Regions from separate parts of the Homo sapiens genome. Here region 1 is linked to region 2. Evidence: chromatin loops called from intact Hi-C (ENCODE). Cell type or tissue: mammary epithelial cell. All regions are shown on one strand. Links, peaks and the distances in the headings refer to the core of each region. The heading gives the core; the rest is flanking DNA.

Evidence for each region. A loop is a pair of places that touch in the nucleus more often than their neighbours do. Peaks named below come from ENCODE experiments on the same cell type or tissue, not always from the same donor. Only the 100,000 strongest peaks of a DNase experiment are listed, where the experiment ranks them.
Region 1: a loop joins it to region 2, with 4 times the contacts of the local background. A loop is called at or near these places in 1 of 110 quality-filtered maps.

The regions. Positions count from the first base shown.
Region 1 is chrX:12,606,919-12,612,308 of GRCh38, reverse strand. FRMPD4 (FERM and PDZ domain containing 4) reads right to left here. Exons shown (of 17, transcript NM_001368397.1): 3 at 2,428-2,588. Among named protein-coding and RNA genes, the nearest start is that of PRPS2, 180 kb to the left of the region's middle. In mammary epithelial cell, for the core only: no CTCF peak of the experiment used is centred there; a DNase peak (open chromatin) is centred at 2,088; H3K27ac peaks cover 1,984 bases.
Region 2 is chrX:12,445,384-12,450,773 of GRCh38, reverse strand. The region is part of intron 1 of FRMPD4 (FERM and PDZ domain containing 4); the gene reads right to left. Among named protein-coding and RNA genes, the nearest start is that of FRMPD4-AS1, 73 kb to the right of the region's middle. In mammary epithelial cell, for the core only: a CTCF peak has its summit at 3,210; DNase peaks (open chromatin) are centred at 3,183 and 3,913; H3K27ac peaks cover 2,139 bases.

The sequences.
Region 1 (5,390 bases), core at 80-5,079, 160 kb before region 2:
TGAAGCTAAGGAGAATTGAGGGCCAGGAAGGAGAGAGGTTGTAGAAACAGTGAGATGATACCAAAAAATAAAAAATAAGACTTGAATCTTCATTCAGCTCCTGGGAAGACACATACTTCGGAGAATCTCATAATCAGAGATGTTAGATTATCCCAATATTATAAAACAGCATGCCAAATATTATTCCATTTAGGAAAAAATGTGTCTGCATATACATACATACATCTATATATATGTATTATGTATGTGTAAAATATATGATCTCATATGTATTACATATGTGTGTTTGTGTATGCACGGAATTATATCTACTATACATATTATTGCTGTCTACATCAATAATGGCTATATCTTGGTAGTAGGAATTTAGGTGATTTTTTTTTTTACTTTCTCCTCTATACTATCTACATTGTTTCTATTTTTTTTTTTTACAAAGCATGTTATCATAAGAAGCAACAGATCTGTTTTGAGAATTCTCAATTGTGTCGAGCTCAACAATCTTACACAGAGAACTAAAATATGATCTACATTTAATGAAATAAAAAAGTTTAGCAGATAGCACAAGTCTAAAGTGGTTAATTATTTGTGGTGCTTGCCCTGGGGCATATTATGTCAAAATAATGAAAAACGAAAAATGAAACCAAATTTTAAAATCTATACCAGGACGCTACTTGAGTTTCGTTTCCCTTAATTGAGACACTCAACTGGCCAAACATTTTAGAGTTAAATAACAATAACAATAAAAGTAAACATCTATGGAATGACCAGGATGTGCCTGGCACTCTTCTAATTTATTGCATCCTTTCCATAGCCCTACAAGGTAGATACTACTCTGATCCCCATTATACAGAAGATGTAGAGAAGTTACATCAAACTGAAATGCAGGGAATTTAACATGGAAGCTAAAAAGTCTAAAAAGGGGCAGAGGTAGGAGTCAGATTCAGGCAGTCTGATGCCAGAGTCTGTGCTCCTAAGTGTAGTACTTTACTGCTGAATCCTGTTACTGATTTGCAAAATCCTATGAAGAAAGGGCATGGAAGATAATTCCCCTTTTTTTCTGAAAATAAATCCAATATGAGTCCATTACAGTAAGCATATAAATACATATATAATAAATAAATAATAAAAGCACATTGTTTCTGGAAAGGTAAAGGCAGCCCACTTCAGGCGATTGCATCATAGTCCACTGTATTCAGCTGTGTTGACAGCGGAACATCTGTATACTGTAATACGAAGATTGAGGGAAAGTACATTAATTATCTAATCATATTGTAGAATTTTAAAGATTTGACATATACTGTATTAGTCAGCATCTGCTGGATAACAAATCACCCCCAAGCTCAACAGGTGACCAATGATCATTTCTTCTCATGCTTATGGGTCTTTAGGATAACCACAGGCTGGCTGATTTCAGCTAGGCTTAGCTGGACAGTTGTGTACCAAACTGCAGATGAGGCTGTACTTGGCTCCCCACTGCAGGCTTGCTGCCTCGTGTGTTCATTATGGGGCTCATATGGAAGAGATCACAGCTACCTGGGGAAAACTCTTTTTTTTTTTTTTTGAGACAGGGTCTCACTCTGTTGCCCAGGCTGGAGTGCAGTAGCACAATCTCAGCTCACTGCAACCTCTCCCTCCTGGGTTCAAGCGATTCTCATGCCTCAGTCTCCCGAGTAGCTGGGACTTCAGGCAAGCGCCACCACACCTGGCTAATTTTTTGTCTTTTTAGTAGAGATGGGGTTTTGCCATGTTGGCCAGGCTGGTCTCAAACTCCTGGCTTCAAGTGACCCACCAGCCTTGGCCTCTCAAAGTGCTGGGATTATGGCGTGAGCCACTGCACCCAGCCAAAAACTCTCTTCTTATAGCCATGGCAGAAGCTCAGGAAACAAGCTCAATTGCACAAGCACGTCTCAAGCCTTTGCTTATGTCATCTTTGCTAATATGCCGTTGGCCATTGTCAATCACCTGATCCAGCCCAACAGCAATGGAGTATGGTTTTCCCTTTATTTTGCCTCTAATGAGAAGGGAGGGGAGTGCATACTTGTGAAATAATCCAACTACCCCTATGACTAAATCCTACTGTAACCACTTCCTCCTTTTTTTCACTAAGGAATTCATCATGGGCTTACTGTAATACAGTACAGGGCCTGCCTCTTCTTGTCTGCATTCATAAGTTAAGAAGTGATTCATTTCCATGGTTATAGATGATGGCTCAGTATTTTCCTGAGTCTGGTGATAATGATGGATTTGGCAGTTTAAAACCTAGTTTGAGGAAGCATTTCTGTTCCTCTGGTGAAGTGACTCTATCCAGGTTTTGGAAAAACATATCCAGCTTTCACAGCCTGGACACTTATGAAACTGAACAGTAGTTATTCTGGCAGAGTGTGGCAGACATTCCCAGGAAACCAAGAACTGGGATTGGGTGCTTACCTGGTGTTACTGAGCGAACGACCACTGGCTTTTCACTGCCTGCCACAAAACCAAATCCCAGCACGGGGTCCCTTCTCATCTCCACCTTCCGAGGAGCCGGAGGGATGATTTGGCAGCTCTCTAACCGAGGGTCGTCAAAAGGGATTGCCTGTGTCATGTGACTGTGGAGAAAGCACATACAAGAGAAACAAGGCATCAATGTATGTCTTAGGCATTGGCCTGGCAATCATATTCTCTTTAATTTCAAAACCTGTTTTTTGGTAGAGAGTGAGAAAGATCTGGGGAGACCCATAGTCATGCTTCTTTCGTGGCCTACTTGGGCCAGTTTTGCTTCAGGCTTTTGCATTGGCTGTTCCTCGAACCTGGAATGCCTATCCTGCAGATATGCATATGGCCCAGCCTCACCTCGCTCAAGCTTGTGCTCACATATGACCTTGAAGAGGACTGTCCTGGCCATACATTTTAAAAATGCAACCCTGCTCCCCAACATGCCTGATCCCCTTTATGCCCTTCTACTTCTTTGTTCCCCACAGCACTAATCACATGCTAACGTGCTGTAGAATGCAGTTGGCTCTTGAACAACACAGGTTTGAACTGCACAGGTCCACTTATACATAGATTTTCTTCCTCCTCTGCCACCCCTGAGACAGCAAGACCATCCCCTGTTGTTCCTTCCCCTTCTTAACTTACTCAATGTAAAGACAATGAGGATGGAGAACTTTATGATGATCTACTTCTACTTAATGATTAATAAATATATTTTCTCTTCCCTATGACTTTCTTAATAACATTTTGTTTTCTCTAACTTTATTGTAAGAATACAGTATATGAGTATAATGCATATAACATACAAAATATATGTTAATCAACTGTTATGTTATTGGTAAGACTTCTGGTCAACAGTATGCTATCAGTAATTGAGTTTTGAGGGCATCCAAAGTTATACGTGGATTTTTGACTGCATGTGGGGTTGGCGCCCCAAGCCCCATGTTGTTCAAGGGTCAACAGTATACTTAATTTTATGGTTATTTTTGTTGTTTTGCTCTATACACTGGAACATACACTCTATGAGGGCAAGGAACTTGGTTTTATTCACTGATTTATCTCAGGTGCCTAGAACTGTATCTGGCACATAGTACATTCTCAATTAGTACTTGAATTAATAAGTAGAGAAAAAGAGATTTCTTTGTGAAAAGCTGTTAAGTTATAACTGATATGCTTAGAAACAGCCTCAGAGGGTTTCAGACATTTAGAAGGTAATACCTATGGCTTCTGGCCGCAGTAAAATTGAAGTGGATTATTTTGGTGGTGACACACTATCCTGTTGTCAAACACATCTCCATTTCCAAAGAAGTTGAGAACTTAACTCTTGGCATTTGTTCTCCGGAAAGATTTTCAAGTGGTTCAAATGAATCTTTTCATTAACACCTAAACTTCAGAAGTCTTATCAATAATCCCAACTCAAAATTTGTATAGCATTCAAAAATTTTCAAAATACTTCCACAAATACCTAATTTGATACACAAATTGAGAATGAGAGGGCAGAACTGGTATTATTTTGTGGATTTTACCAATAAGAAAACTGAGATCAAAATACTAGTTTATTGTCACTAAGGGCCCATGGCTGGTATGCCAGAGGGTTGGGCCAAAGACTCACTCCCATGACTCTTGATGAAGTCTTCACTCATGCACATTGTTCAAGGCAGCCTTCTTTTGGGGAAAAGTTATTAGTCTGAATAATAGAAATCTCCTTAATGTAATGTAAGCTAAGATTATTTCAATGACACGGGTTTAATTCAAATTTCTCTCCCTGTAATCTTCTTCAATAAGTAAAAGAAGATCATTTAAAAATATCTTGGAAGATGCTACTCTATATGCCATCTGGACAACATATTGTTCAATGTAATAAAGAAAGATAGCAAAGAAGGAATCCTGTTGTCTTTCTGCATAATTAATAAGAATGAGGTAAGATCAATGACAACTCCTAAGATCTTTCCTTTAGGTATATATCACTATCTAGGAAAACAAACATTTAAAATCCATTTTAAACAGAAAGGAAGTGTCTTTTCGACTTAGCTTCTTGGGAGGTGGAACAGTAGGAAAAAGAGAAGTGTTAGTTGAGAACTAACATGTTGTGCACCATGTGCTAACACTCATCTGTTACCTTATTTCATTCTTAAAATTCCCCTACGATGGAGACAGTTTTACCCCACTCATTCCTTCTTTGCAAATGCCAAGATAGGAAAAATAACTTGGCCAAGGTCACGCTTTTCTCAGGTGTAAGCCAGGTGCAATCCATACCAGGTCTTCTGATTTGAAGTGTGGGGCACATTAGATAATTTGCAGAAACAGTGCAAAATGAAAATGTGGAGCCTCTCATTCAAACATGACTAATTTCAAGACAGCAGAACATGAAACCCAGCCCAGGGTCCTGTGTCACTGAATGGGTCACACACCCGTGATGCTGGCCCCAGTATTGTGCTATCCCCAGTGTCTCACCACCATTCTATTAATAGAAAAGTCCAGGCTGAGATTGGTGGCACTATAGGGTGGGTGCAGGTGTTTTTCGGGACCCAGAGATTAGACGCAGCTACCATGATATGGTATATGCTTGGGATGGATGAAGAGAGGTGGGCAGAACTCAGGTGGGCAGGAGATCAGACGGAGAGGCCTGGGTGTCAGAGGACAGAATTCCAGACCCTGAGTGAGCCAGCAAAACCAATGCAGTGTGAGCCCCAGTGACCAGGGTAGGAGCCTCAGACAAGGCCCCAGGCTGGGAGGCACTAAGACACAGGGAAGAAGTGGGGAGGCCAGGGCTGGAACCCAGGACACTAGTAGGACCTCTGATACTCCCACAGTGGACCCCAATGGGTGGGAACTTGACCTTCAGACATTGATCCCTCCTGAAGCTGAAACAGGCATGGCTGGGTATGCCTGGGGAAGAATGGGGCCAGCTAGGCATG
Region 2 (5,390 bases), core at 283-5,282:
CATTCTATCTCAGTTTAGTAGATGGTTACATGTTTATTTGAGGAAAACTATGGCAGTTTTTGCTGGCTGCTATCCAATAGTCAGCTTCCCTTCTTCCTTGGTAAAATAATCTCTCTTTCAAAAAGTATGAGTATGAGCAGTTAAAAGGCTATGTTTCCAGTCTTGGAGCTCACTGAAGCCATGTGATTAAGCTGTGGGCAATGATATTGCAGTGAAAATATTGAATGGGATTTCCATGAAATTTGCTTTATGCTGAGAAATCATATGTCTTTCCTTATTTCTGTCTCAATCCTTTTCCTATTCTCTGGAATGTAGAGGTCAGTGTCATGGATTCATAGGCTACCTTACAACATGAGATGAACTTGAAATTAAAAGCAATTCACTATAATGGTAGAACAGAAAGTTCCCTTGGTGACTGTGCAGTGTCCAACCAAGCCTTGTCCTACCCAACTTCCCTTTTTTTTAATAGGACAGATAAACTTCTGTCTTTTAACACCACTGTTTATTATCATTATTATATATAACTGTTACTATTAATTTTCTATTACAGGTCATAGAACCTAACCCAAACAGAGAGAGTTAGGATGTTTTATCCCTATGATTTCTTTTTATTAATTTTGTAGCTTTTGTTTCTATTTTTTTTTAATCATTCCTTTGGCTTTTAAATAATACATCTCTCTCCCCTAATATTAGCACAATGGATTTAGAAAATCTCTTCACAGGAATAAAAGGAGAGCCAGTTCAAATAATTTCTGCCTATAATTTCTTTTTTTTTCTTTTCTTTTGAGACAAGGTCTCATTCTCCCACCCAGACTGGAGTGCAGTGGCGCAAACATGGCTCACTGCAGCCTCCACCTCCCAGGCTCAAGAAATCCTCCCATCTCAGCCTCCTGAGTAGCTGGGACTATGGGAATGTACCACCGTGTCCAGCTAATTTTTAAATTTTTAATAGAGATGGTGGTCTCCCTATGTTGCCAAGGCTGATCTCAAACTCCTGGGCTCAAGTGATGCTCCCACCTTGGTCTCCCGAAGTGCTGTAATTAGAGGCGTGAGTCACCCTGCCTGGCCTGAACTGCCTATAAATAAGGATATCATGAGTAGTGAAACATAAAATCAGAATCCAAGATGAAGGCAAGAGACAAACTGGCTAAAGTTATCATAAACAGAGAGAACAACAATCTTTATCCTGTACTAAATAAGTGAAAAGCATCATTATTAGTAGTAGCATGATTTGTGTCAGTATTATATTTTGTTGGATTATTCCATTATTTTAAGAAAAATTTTTCTGGCTAATTCTCCAAGTCCAGTCATTCTGATAATCCAATTTCAGTTACTGAAAAAACGACAACAGTATCTTATATTTTGAGTGCACTCAGCTTCCAAAGCAATTTGAGATATATTACTGTCTCAAATACTGACAACAATATTGAGATATAGGGTAGTTAAAATGGTAACTCTTACTTAACACTCAAGGACAGTGAGGATCAAAAAGTTTGAGCAACTTGTCCACAGTTGCCCAGTTGGGAAGTTAGAAAAAAAGTTTTAAGAATAATTTTTCTGATTGCTAAATCCAGTATTTGTTTATCCTATGGTTTTTCTCTCTAAAGAATTTCTCAGAGAGCAGAGGGTTGACCACAATCAGTTTGGCCTAAATACGTATTGTGAAAATTCCTTCATTTAGAATTTCAAATAGCATGGGACACTCATGGATTTCTGCATGTATGAACAGATCAGCCAGGTATGAAATAGAGAATTAATTCCTTTAAGCCTTGTATCCAGGGTGCTTGGCCATCAGATAGCTAGTTTTCTGAGCAGAGGTGGGCTGTTCAAGCGGGATCCTAAGCACCCTTAAGCATCAACCAGAGGGGACATTAAGTCCATGCCTGCTCAACATGGAGAGTATGGTTGTGTGTATATTGGATTGGTAGCACTACTCAGTAGGAAAAGACTGACATGAGATCAGATGTGTCTTTCCACACTCATTGTATCCAAAGATGTTTAATCTTCAACATATCACTTAATTTGAAATCAAATATGTAAATGTTAAGAGCATGAAATAGAAGCACCTTCATTTCAGTACAAGCGACCTATGATCCCTGTATTTCCATGAAGATAGCAATAATTCCTATTAGTCTTCCTTGCACAAAAAAACAAACCCATTTGCCTGGATAATTTAATATTTCCTAGGCATATGCCAGGAATGTTATTTTCTTTCCAGCCAAAGATTGCTTAACTCAATCAATGGCAGAAGTAATAAAATTCAGAAGGACCAAAACTGTACTTATTGGTCTTGAATTTGCCTAGTCTACATTGTACATTTTAGCAATTTTTATTTACAGGAAAGGAGCTCATTTTATTTATTAAAGTGTTTCGGGGCCAAGAATTAGGTAGTTGTTTTTTGTTTGTTTTTGGTTTTTGTTTTTTTACTCAAATCCTGTGATCCTCTTATTGTCCGATAACATGAATTTTAAATAATAAATTTTTATTCTTTTCAGCTCTAAATGTAGTTACCGTTAAAAGGACAAAATTCTAACAAATGCATAGATCATTTCATTTATCAGAAATAGGAATTCAATAAATTTTAAGAGAGGCTTGTTTTGTCTGGAAACAACAAAATGTTTTCACTTTGACTGAGTATACAAACACTCCATCATTCCCTGAACATGCACAGTCAGAGGATTCTAAAAAGATTCAAGCATTACCTGCTGCATGTGATTAATTACCATTCTACAAATATCACCTTTGTTTACCACGACAGTCCTCTACAAGGACAGTCACCACCCGTGACACCTAAATCCAAAGCATGTTTCCTAGGGAAGTTGAAAGTAAGATTTATGTTGAAAAGACAGCTTTATATTATGAAAGCAGATGTTCGAAGGCAACACTGCATTTAGTTTGATGTGATGAAATAGAAAGGAAACACAGTGAGAATTAAGGGACCTTAACAGAGGGATGATGCTTATTTTTGTATGTTGTTTTGATAATAACTGCAGTGGCCCCATGTGTCATGCATTGTCTTAACTGGATTTTACCAGGAATCTGTACAGACTTCAATTTATATATTTCACATGTAAACAAACAGAATAAGGCCCTGGATCCATGACGTAGGTAGGCTGTAAAATGACTAACCACTTGCAACCTAGGGAAATATAAAAGACCATAAACCACTGACGTGTTGCATTGATTCCATCTGACTCAGAAAAGTTGCAGGAGGGGGCAGGCTTGTTCCAGGCATGCTACTTGTGAAGTGCCTGTTCTTACATGAAATTCATTTAAAAAGTTGTCTGGTGTTCTCTTCATTACTTTAGACTGGTGATTCTTAATAAAAGTTGTCTGGCGTTCTCTTCATTACTTTAGACTGGTGATTCTTAATGAGGGGGACTTGCCCTTCTGGGGACACTTGGCAATATCTGGCAATACTTTTGGTTGTCACAACTGGGGGGTGAAAAGCAGTGCTTATGACGTCTAGCATTAAGGCCAGGGATGCTGCTAGATATACTTCAAAGTACAAGGTGGCTCTCAAGGACAAAAAATTATCTGGCCCCAAATATCAACAGTGCCGAGGTTGAGAAATTCTGCCTTGGTCATCCATGTTGCTTCCCTGATAGGTTTCTTGCCATCACTGATTTAGGACTGGGGTATTAATTTCGTCATTTGGAACCACAGGAGCCTAGCCCAAAGAGTCCCTGGGATCTAGTCTTTGGCTGCTAGGGATCTGAGGGACCAGACTGGCTTGGTGGCAAAAAGGTCCACATTGCATTCCTCCACTGGAGAGCTATGGGCATGCTGGGCAGGACAAACTTTGCTATGCAAGATTGCCCACGCTCCTCACCACAGTCAGCATTCCATCCCCCAACCACCAAACGCCAGCAGTGCTCGCTCTCATTGCGACAGCTACATCATGCTCATAGCCATTTCCAAATGCCCCAAAAGGGGTGGAGCCACCCCTGGTGTATTAGTCAGCCTTCATGCTGCTGACAAAGACATACCCGAGACTGGGTAATGTGTAGACAAAAGGAGGTTTAATGGACTCAGTTCCACATGGCTGGGGAAGCCTCACCATCATGGTGGAAGGCAAAAGCCACATCTTACATGGTGGCAGACAAGAGAGAAAATAAGAGCCTAGCAAAAGGCGTTCCCCCTTATAAAACCAACAGCTCTCATGAGACTTATTCACTACCACAAGAGAAGTGTAGGAGAACCACCCCCATGATTCCATTATCTCCCACCAGGTCCCACCCACAACACGTGGGAATAATGGGTGCTACAATTCAAGATGAGAGCCTCTTTGATTATCTTCTTCCCACTAGAGGAATACTAATTCCTTATTCCAGGCCCTCAAAACACCTCAATTGCCCCAAAATGTGTGCTCTAAATAATGTTTTTCAATATTCTAATATTTTCAGTATTGCAAGTTGCTACTTAGTGGAATGCAAAATCTCTGCAGTGGGTGGTGGCTAGTATGAAAAGTTAAATAGACTAAAATAGCAAGCATCAGTGTTTGTCATACATACTAACTACAAATATTCTGTTCATTATTGATTGTTTTATAAATATGTACATATGTATGTCCTGAAATGTATTATACAATGTATTTCTAACTGTGGGTTTTGATCAAACAAGATTAAAAGTCAGTGGTCTAGATAGCCTCTCCCTTTTCTACCCAGTCCCTGAGAATAAGAGTTTACAATTTCTCTCTCTCTTGCTCTCAACTCTCATCTTTGAGTTCACAGACCCAAGTCACATTAGCAGTAAGAAGCCCAATCCATTGAACAACCCTTGTGATAAAGCATCTCTCATTTTGTAAACAATAGATGTTATCAAACACAAGAACATGTGAGACCTGCACAGGCTTGGTCTTTGTGCTACAGTTTGAAAATCCTTTAAACAAATCTGACATACATTGTTGAACTGGCTCATGGCTGTTGCCAAAATCTTTTAAAACAGAGTAGAAATGCCATGTCAGCCATGAAACATTTTTCATAATAAAAAAGTACATAATAACAATACCCCACTTACCAACAGCTCAAAATTCATATTTATTCCTGTCTAGTTGCTATAAGTGCACAGACTTTGCTTCAACTTCCATTTCACTGCTGCCTCTTATTAGCTGTTGACCGTGAATGCATTACTTAACCTCTTTTGAATAAGTTGCATCTGCTATAAAATAGGGATATAAATGGATATATAACTACCGACCTTTTACATTTGTTGTCAGGAATAGAGAGAATGTAAGCAAAAGGTGCTAGAAGAGTGTCTTATACGTGACAGGCATTCAACAAATGATCTGATTATTATTCCCAAATCTGTTTTTGCACATCTTTTCTCTAATTCTACTATTTGAACTTTTGTCAGGTGGAGTTCTTCCACAATTTCCATTTTTATTTATT